Linked DNA regions of Homo sapiens: region 1 is linked to region 2. The links are chromatin loops, found by intact Hi-C in ENCODE. Cell type or tissue: sigmoid colon. All regions are shown on one strand.

Region 1 (5,000 bases), 370 kb after region 2:
TAAAGAGACAGGTCTTGCTCTGTTGCCCAGGTTGGAGTTCACTGGCACAATCATACTCACTGAAGCTTTGAACTCCTAGACTCAAGGCGATCCCCCTGCCTCAGCCTTCTGAGTAGCTGGGACTACAGGCACGCACCACTGTGCCCAGCTAATTTTTTCATTTATTGTAGAGACAAGGTCTTACTATGCTATGCAGACAGGTCTTGAACTCCTGGCCTCAAGTGACCCTCCCACCTTGACCTCCCAAAGTGCTGGGATTACAGGTGTGAGCCAAGGCACCTGGCTGGGGGTTTCTCATCTATAATTTTTTAAAATGCAATTGTGAGTATGTTATTTGGCACCTGCTGTTTGGTGTCTACTCTAAAGATTCTGAGGTTTTACTTAGGTGAACCACTGTGATAAATTTTATTGATACATTTTTCAGATATGAAAGTATCCTTAAATTCCTGGGTTAAACTCTACTTACTCATTGCAGAATATTCCTTTAGTATTGTTAAAATCTATTCACTAAACATACATTTGTAAAACTAAGTCATAAATTTTAATCAATTTTTATTGTGAGAAATTTTCAAATACTTTTTGAAGTAGTAAAAAACAGTACAATGAACCCTCACATACTCATCACTCAGGTTCAATAATTACCAATTAATGTCCAATCTTGTTTCTTGTATACATTTTTACCTACTTCCCCACTATAAGATTTCATTTGAAGTAAATTTCAGGAATCTTATCATTTCACCTGTATAAAAATTCAACATGTATTTCCAAAATACTCTTTTAATATACTTACAATATCTTAATTCATTAATATAAAAATTCCTTAATGCAATGACATATCCAGACAGTGTTCAATATTCTTTATTGTCTCATTTGAAAAGAAGCCGAGATTCAAATAAATGCTAATAAGTTAGTTGGCATTCCTGTTTAAGTGTTTTTTTTAAATCTATAAGTTTCCCCATGTCTTATCAGTTAGATTTATTAAAATTTGTTTGACTCACAACAAATCCACCCTCTTTAAATGTACATTTTTGTAAATCATGACAAACTCCTACATCCATGGAACCATGGCTACAATCAAGCTAGAGAATACGTCCATTACCCTCCCAAAATTTCTTGTGGCCCTTTATAAGAAATCCCTTTCCTACCCCATCCTCTGGTAACCACTAATCTGATTTCTTTCCCTGTAGCTTTGTCTTTTCCAGAGTGTCAAATAAATGAAATCATATAGCATGTAGCCTTTTGAGCCTGGTTTCCTTACTTCACATATGCATTTGAGATCCATCTATGTCACTGCATGTTTCAACTGTTCCTTTTTGTTGCTGAAACCTATTCCACTGTATGGAATTCCCTAGTTGATGGACATCTGGGCTATTTCCAGTTAAGAACATTATACATAGGCCACCCTAAGCTTTCCTATACAGATTTTTTATATGAACCTATGCTTTTATTTCTCCAGGGTTAATAACAAGGAGTAAGATTAGTGGGTTATACAGAAAATGTTTGTTTTTTAAATAAACTATCCATCTGGATTCCAAAACTGACTGCTGTGAAATTTTAGATTCACAATAGGGAAATGTATGGTTTTCCCATTCCTGTACAAACCAGGACTTGGTTTTGTCCAGTTTTTTAAAGTCATTCTATCAGGTGTGCAACAGTAACTCATTATTGTTTTAATATGTACTTCACTTAATGGAGAGAAACATCAGTATTTCTTATGGTGATTTTTAAATGTTCATAAGTTTTATTCTAATTTTCTCATCAAAGATTTCTGCAGAAAATTCACTGGTACAACCTACAAATCACAACATTCAAATCAAGGCTTTCATTAGAGCTAAGTGTCTAAAATCTCTAATGCGTATTGAAATCTATCAACAGCTATTTCCTTTTTATAAGTTTTATATAGGAATTATGACCAATAAGTTAATTCATTAATTCATTTAATTATTGTTTCTAAAACATATTAAGCCTGCTTTGTTCTCAGTATTCATAGTTGTAAACTGTGAAGTATATTCACTTCAAAACAAGTAAAAAAGGAAAATATGTATGTACCTATTATAGTGCAAATGCTTAGAAAACATTTTTTGTTGTTTCTTAGTATCTTCCAGAAACAAGATTGACCTAACTGCTTTATTTGATTAAATTGCAATGATACCTCTTAAAAATTCTTTAAAAAAATAAGATTCCAAATTTGCATTTCAGACAGGTGAATTATATTTCAATATTAAAATAAAATTTAGAATTTTAGAGATATGTAGTAAATATTTTAATTTTATCATTTGTTTCACATACAAAACCCCCACAAATTCAGGTTTTTCAGGCACACTAATTACGTTGAACACAGCAAGGTGAGAGCTCCTCCTGCTGGCTCCAAACAAAAGTTACCTAGTCCCTACCAGACAGCAAAAACACTGTAAACTCAGTAGGAAGAAAAAAAATTACATCAGCATTAACATCAGTAAAAAAGCCAATACTTTTCCATTTTTAATATAATAGCAATGTTTAAATAGGAAGATTAACACCTATTATTTATGTAAAGAGTACAAATGAAAATACAATTATTTATTCATAGCATAAATTGAGAAATTGAATAAAACAAAAAAAATAGCCTGGGGGCAATAAAATAAAGTTCTAAAAATACACATTTTGTTTTGTAAGCAACATAATGCATAGAATGTGTCTGTGTAACTGCATACAATTTTCCTATTAACTTTTAGAAAAAAATTTTCAGCATATTATATTTCTTTCTGAACATGTCTTTTAGTGTATTAGAGTTGCCTTTATTCATGCTTTTGGAAATTATAAGAAAATTTCATAATGTTTTAAAAGACAATATCAAATGATAAACACAAATTTAATAGTACTGGATTAAATCTGAAAGTTATGATTACCTAAGAATAAAAAGCTAAATATTAACTTCTTGCCTTTAAATATTTTATCAAGTCTTTATCTACATCATTTCAGTAAATCTAAAAGGTATTAGTTTAAAAACAATTAGCATATTGATTTATAGTATATAATAGAAGATCATCTTTATTCAGATAGCACAGTAAGAAAAGGATGAGATTTTATTCATATATCACTTTGAAAAATTACACAAGGAAGAGATAAATCAAGCCACTAAGAAAGTAGCTATTCTTTTAGGATAATTTTGTTGTAAAAATTTAAGTCAATGTCATGTAAATTGAGTCCAAAGATTTATCAATATGTTTTAAAGTTCAGACAATCATAAATACATGTTTGAGAACTTTCTCTAACAAACCTTATGAAAAAAAAGTAAGGGGTTTCTTCCTAGAATCATTCAATTTAGAAGCTTTAAGGCCCAGCTTAAGGTTCTGAGTTACTAAGTAAAGTTACTAAGTCACTCAGTAACAGCACATCAGTAGAGGTTTATGATGGTTCTATGTTCCACTAACTGTAACACTCTACTACCTCCAATAGCTCTTAAAAAACACCAATAAACAAAGACAATACTTCTAACATCATGACCAGATACAATCAGAGAATACTTCGAATTATAGATATATAAACAAACATGTATCTTTATACGTTACATTTTAGAAGCAGTCCATTTAAATATAATACTGTTTAAATGCTTTAAACTGACATTTAGATTATCAAATTAATCCAGTTTTAACATCACTGTATATTTCTGAAAGGTAAGAACCAAAAATTTTTACTTTCAGATATATATAATATGGGTAACTACCCTCACACGGAGTTGCAACCATATTTAATTCTGAAAAAAATCTAACATAGATTGCTTTAAATCAACACTGAATTATGTTGACTCCTGGTATGGTCCTCTCTGTACTTGGAATATTTTAAGATAAAATCTTCTAAAGAGGATCATACTTTCTTAAAAACAACAAAGCTACTTTTATCTAGAACCTGAGATCAATTATTTGTTTAGTAGGTGTACTTACAGCATTTTGTTTTGTTGTGGTGGTTATTCTTATTTTTTGTGGTTTTTGCTTGTTTCCATGTTTTTAACATAGAGGGTGTTCATTATTTTAATTTTATCTATCCCTTCAGTTACATCTGAGATTGGAAATTCTATTTGTAAGTATAAGGTAATATGAACATAGTGATGTTAGCTTTTTCTAATTAGAGAATAAAATCAAGTCTAGAACTTTTGAAATTACACCTTTCAGTTTTCTACTCTGCTAGAGAGTATCTTTTTCAGAAAACATTCAAATATCTCTGTCCCTTCTTAAAAATAGATGATTCCCTTAGTTACTAAAATAAGGTATAAAAATAAAAAATTACTTTTCTTCACTGTTATCTTAAATAGAAAAAAAAGGGCAAAACACTCAAGCTATATAATTTTCTACCTAACTAAATTACTTTCAGGATAAATCAAGTGAAGCAGTTTGCTATTACTTAGAAAGCAAGTTATACTCTAGAGCAAGAACTATCACTGAAAACCTTATCCAAATAATGAATGGTTAATAGTTGATTAAAATATTACTAGAAATGTTCATCTTGACTTTCATACCTTCTTATTTCACTCATTCCAAGAACCTCCAGATCCTTATCCTGACTGACAGAGCTATATTTGCTTCAGCCTTATAATCATTCCTAAAACCTGCTATTACCAGCACTTACCACAGAGACCAAAGGATAACTCGGGTGTGGATGTGATCTATCACAAGGTCACCAAACTACAGGTTCCCTCCTGGGCTCCTGAGCAAGGTCATTGATATTTATTAATGAGTTACCTCAAAAGTTGTGCTTTCCTATAAAATTGTTCTGTTATCTGTGTGGTTAAAAATGAGTAAAAGAAAATTTGGCATGTCCCTAATTAATAGCAATTAGATGCTTCCTCTATTTTGACATCTTCAGCACTTCGTAAGCAAATTCAGTTGAGACCTATATTATTTACATTTGTCTCAATTACTCAGGGATTAAATAGGTAGAAAAGACTATTTGGCTATAGTCTTAGATTTTCTAGTCTTATATTTAATAAATGTTGCGAGTCTCTCATCTCTCACAAAGAAGTG
Region 2 (5,000 bases):
GTTATGACTTAAGCTTCATGGCTTAGATGGGTGGATTGATGATGATTCATCAGGACACAGAAACAAAAGCTAGGCTTGATAAGCAGTCTGAGAGAGAAAGCAATAATACTGGCTAACTCAGGTTGAGCTTGAAATTATTAGTTATTCATTCATCAGGTTCTTAGTGTCTACTATATGCCAGGTACCTTGTAGTCTCTTGTGGACAGAATGACAACAAATGAGGAAGCAAGTATATAAATAAACCAAGTATTTTCTAAGAATGATATAATCTATAAAAAAGAAAGCACAATGACATAAAAAGGAGTAACTGCGAATAATTTTATTTTGAGGGGGCAGTCAGGAAATGCCTGCCCTAAAAGCTGATATTTGATTCTGAATAGCAAAAATAAAACCTAAGGAAGGAGCATTTCAAGTAGAGGAAACTGCTGGCACTGAGAATGAACACAAGTTCAGCATCTTTGAAGTCCAGGAGTTTGGTAATCAAGGGGAGTATGCTATAATATAAGGTCAGAGATGCAGGCAGGTTTCCATAGGACATACAGGTTGTCAGATCCCACAATCAGTTGTCTAGAAGACTTTGCACCTCAGGAGAGAAGACTGAGATATGGATAAAAATATGGGCATCATCTATCTACAGGTGACATTTGAAATTATGGGAGTTAAGGAGAACATATGAAAAGATAAAAGGGCAATAAAAAGAACATGGGAAAATTTAATATTTAACAGGTGAGCAAAAGAAGAAGAATCATCAATGGTGATAAACAAAATGATCAGAAAATTAGGAGGGTGAAACGGAGATTGCAATGTCTTAGATTAAAAGGGAACAGGAAGTTGCAAGAAAAAAAGAATGATCAACAGGATAAGTGTCATGAATAACAGGACAAAAAATGTTTCTAATACAAAATGTCAATGAAGATCATTGGTGAATTTTTCTTATGCAGTTTACTAGAAGTAGTAAAAACAAAATCTTCTTGTAGTAGAGTGAATGGGAACATCTAAATGCAACAGAGTAAAAAGCAAATTAAAAGTGAAAAGTAGACATAGCCAATGACGATGATTTTTCCAAGGTATTTGTTTTAGAGAAGAGAAAAATTGGACTGGGAGCATTTTTTTTGATAATATAAATTTGAATATATACTATAGGTTCTAAGGAAGGAGTTAGCAGAAACAAAAATTCAGTAGAGGAGATAAACAAAACCAGCTAGGCCCAACAGAAAATTGAAAGATCAGATCATCCCCCAACAATTGGAAGGATTAGCTTTGAATGTGAGACATAATTTTCTTTAGACTGTAGCCATTTGAGACACCTAATAATCTTTATGTGAATAAATTAGGATTATAAAATAAAAAGACACCATCTCTACAAACCCAAAGAAATCTGTAAAACTCTTAATGGTAAAATCTCATGCTGTGTTGTACTAGAAAAATTTTAGGTTTGTTGCTGTTGTTTTGAGAAAATCACTAAGGAACCGGGCTTCTTAGCATCCTTAAAATCTTATCATTTATATGATTGCCTCCTATACCTATCTATGAAATTTTCACCTACTAGGCCATTTACTGGCCAAATATTTTGGTTACTCATTTCCACAATTTTAGTTCTTCATTTTATTAATCATACATTCAAAATGGTTTCATCACATACTTGAAATTTTTAGTTACTTTTCTCTCTACCCCTGACACCAAAAAATGCTTCCTTTTAAATCCCTAGAAGGTTCTCTGAAAGCACCGTTTTAAATGCTAAGATTGACCAAGACACCAGATAGTAATGGGAATGACTGATGATCTAAATTCCAACTCTTAGATAATACACCATAAGAATAAAGGAAATAAATAATGGCAAATTCATAGAAATACAATATCTAGCATGGAGAGAATGCATATCTATTAAAATATTGCTACTGTTTGTGGTTAATGAAAAACAGGAAAGATTGACTGCTTGTTCGATTCCTGGCCCCAAAAGTTCTATATCTTGCTGGACTTACCATGAACCTCTTAAGTGTAATTGTTCAACAACCTCTTAACTTGTCATTTTTCTGATCTTCTTCCCCAACAATCTCATCTTTTAAGTTTTAGAAGACATAATGTTTTGAAGTTTATGGTACTTGCTTTTTTTTTTTTTTTGCATACATTGTAATAACTGCTAGGGTCACTCCATACTAATCAAAGTATGATTCAGACTACCTCACTGATATTGATGGAGTAGGCAGCTAGGCAGACATGAACAGGGCAGGAGAGGGCCCTCCACCCCAAGAATGTCAGGCAATGACCAGGTGATGGTCAGGTGGCTGTTAAACTATCTCTCTAAAACCATAATTGGTGGCAGCTGGTGCCAGGGAACAGTGGTCTCCCAATAGATAGAAAACACCTGAAGCTGGTGATCAGCTGCTTACCAATAAGATCTCAGGAATTGGACGAGTGGGCTCAAGCAGGTACATAAGAGGCAAAATTGCAGAGTTTGACCGGTATATGACCTTCCCCTAGAAACACTCAGTAAGAAAAAATGACTCCAGTGAACATGTGCATAACTTCAGTAAACATACTGTGCATGTGGCCCCTCCCGAGTGCCAGCAGGCCACTGTGCATGAAGACAGCCAGCCCCAAGGGAAGAATCAGGAGAGAAGAAACAGAAACCCTGGAACCATGCCAATGTATATAACCTCAAGTAAAGGGCCAAATGAGGCAGCTGGAACTGTCAAGGTGCCTGCTTGGCCCTCTTCCAAGTGTACTTTCTTTTGTTCCTGTTCCAAAAACATTTTAATAAACTTTCACTCCTGTTCTAAAACTTGCCTTGGTCTCATACTGACTTATGCCCCTCAGCCAAATTCTTTCCTATGAGGAGGTAGGAATCAAGTCGCTGCAGGCCTGTTAGATTTGCCACTGCTAACAATATCAGATGATAGGCTTAGAGGTGCAGGACTTAATATATTTTGTGAAAAGGTCTTAGGCATTCAGTATATTATTATCATTATTGTTTTTAGTTTGCAGGAATACAAATGATGGAAGCCGTGAACCTGACAAAATAGCATCAACATAAAATTTCTAATAGTTTGAATTTTAACTTACCAGACACTCTTTCAAAACGAATTGTAAGAGAACAGCTTTCTTTTTAATTTAACAAGCATTTATGTAGCACCCATTATGTGCAAGCTACTGTTTTTAGCACTTTTCAAATATTAACTCATTTAAATCATTGTGACAACAGTATGAGGTATGTATTGTTATCAATATGGATGGTACAACTGGAGTCAAGAGAAGTTAAATAATTTGCCCAACCTTACATATCTAATAAATGCTTTTGGGGTTCAGAAAATCACACCCAAAAATGTGGTCCTTTGGCATGTGGAGTTCTTTGAATTAGAGGAAACTGCAGGGCCTCAGAAATAAACCTCGAAACCAAAATCTCTCTCTGACCTTTCCTGTCAACCTGTCTCTCTGATCCCCTTTCATTCCCACAGCACAAATAGGAGATTTCTCTGAAGTTTCTTTATTTGTTTAAGGGAACTTCATCCAGAAGAAATGCATTGTCTTAAAAGCCCTTCCCTAGGAGTCTTGTCAAACAACCAGCAAAAATTAACCACTGGAAAAAAGAAACGACTATAAGTCATCACCAAGCCCAGAAAGACATTTCATCTATTCTTCTGAGGGCAGCTCCTAGGGATTACCTGAGATACTTTATCTGCATAATAACACTATTTTTCTTCATACTAAAGTTCCACCCTTCATCTTCTTCACTACCTCCCTCAGACCTCAGAGGAACTTTCTCCCAGGCCATTGTTCCTTGGGTGCACTCATTTCTCCTAAAAATCACTTACTATCCCTCCAATTGTCTACATGCCCCATTTCCTTTCCCCTACAAAGAGGGTATATAAACTTCACCATCTGGACCTTCTACAAGTCTCATGTTTTATATGCCCCCTCACCATGCTTATGCACATTAATACATTTCTACGCATTTTTCTTCTCTTAATCTGGCTATTGTCAGTTCATATCAGTAAACATTCAGAGAGGGTGAAAGAGTAGCTTTCCGTTTGCTCTTGTATCACCAAGATTCGCTCTGAGAAAATCTGGCTTTAAAAGACAGTGAATTCAGCATGAAGCTGAGTCTTTGCCAAACAAAGTAAGTAAGCTCTTAAAAAAGTAGAAGAGAGAAGCCTTGAGAAAGAAAGCTTCCTGGGTCTGGACTAGGAAAACTTGACTAAAGCTCTATATTTCACTTTTCTTTGGGGGTTCTCTCTTTGGATCATTGATAACAATGTAGGAGATCAAATTATGCCCTCCAAAATATGACTGGAGGAGACCAGAATATGTCACCCTAAAATATGGCTATAGGAGACCAGAATACGCCACTCAAAAATATGCCTCTTTGGCATAAGGATTATTTTGAGTCATTTTATTTGAGAAACTGCAGACACAGTAGCAGCTCTGAAAACAAAGTAGAAATCACCCTTTCCTATGGAAAATTTGTATCTACAAAGGAAATCTCCATTTGTAAGTGTATCTCTCTGTCTTCTCAGGAAGAGAAGGATCACTAAGTCACTAGAAACTCTTATCCATGAAGAAGGCACTGACTTAAATCAACATAACAAATCCTGTCCTGGTTTACTGTGATTTTACCTCCCCATTACTGCTCCGCCACCCAAAACTCTTCTTTCTTTGCTGCAGCTGAAGATGGTATTTAAACCTAAACTCAGAGCTACCTCTTTGAGATTTACTCATTCCCTAGGTATGTCCAATGTATACACGAGGTACATGTTAGTAAATTACTGTTTGCTTTTCTCTTTCTAATCTCTTTTGTTACTGGAGTCTGTCTCAACTAAGAACTATGAAGCGTAGAAGGAAAATTATTTTTCCTGCCCTATAGCAACAATGGCATGCTCTTCCCTGTCTAAAATTCTGCCCAGCCATGACAGAATTAAACCTTTCTTTGCTTCTACTTTGAATAAACAAGCTAGGCTAGCATTTCTGAAATATAATTTATAATATTAAGCATTAAAGAAGGA

Evidence for each region. Peaks named below come from ENCODE experiments on the same cell type or tissue, not always from the same donor. Only the 100,000 strongest peaks of a DNase experiment are listed, where the experiment ranks them.
Region 1: a loop joins it to region 2, with 2.6 times the contacts of the local background. A loop is called at or near these places in 1 of 110 quality-filtered maps.

The regions. Positions count from the first base shown.
Region 1 is chr3:96,860,685-96,865,684 of GRCh38, reverse strand. The region is part of intron 1 of EPHA6 (EPH receptor A6); the gene reads right to left. Among named protein-coding and RNA genes, the nearest start is that of EPHA6, 49 kb to the right of the region's middle. In sigmoid colon, a CTCF peak has its summit at 2,355 (motif pointing left); no DNase peak of the experiment used is centred here.
Region 2 is chr3:97,230,431-97,235,430 of GRCh38, reverse strand. All of the region lies in intron 4 of EPHA6 (EPH receptor A6), which reads right to left. Among named protein-coding and RNA genes, the nearest start is that of EPHA6, 420 kb to the right of the region's middle. In sigmoid colon, no CTCF peak of the experiment used is centred here; a DNase peak (open chromatin) is centred at 2,580.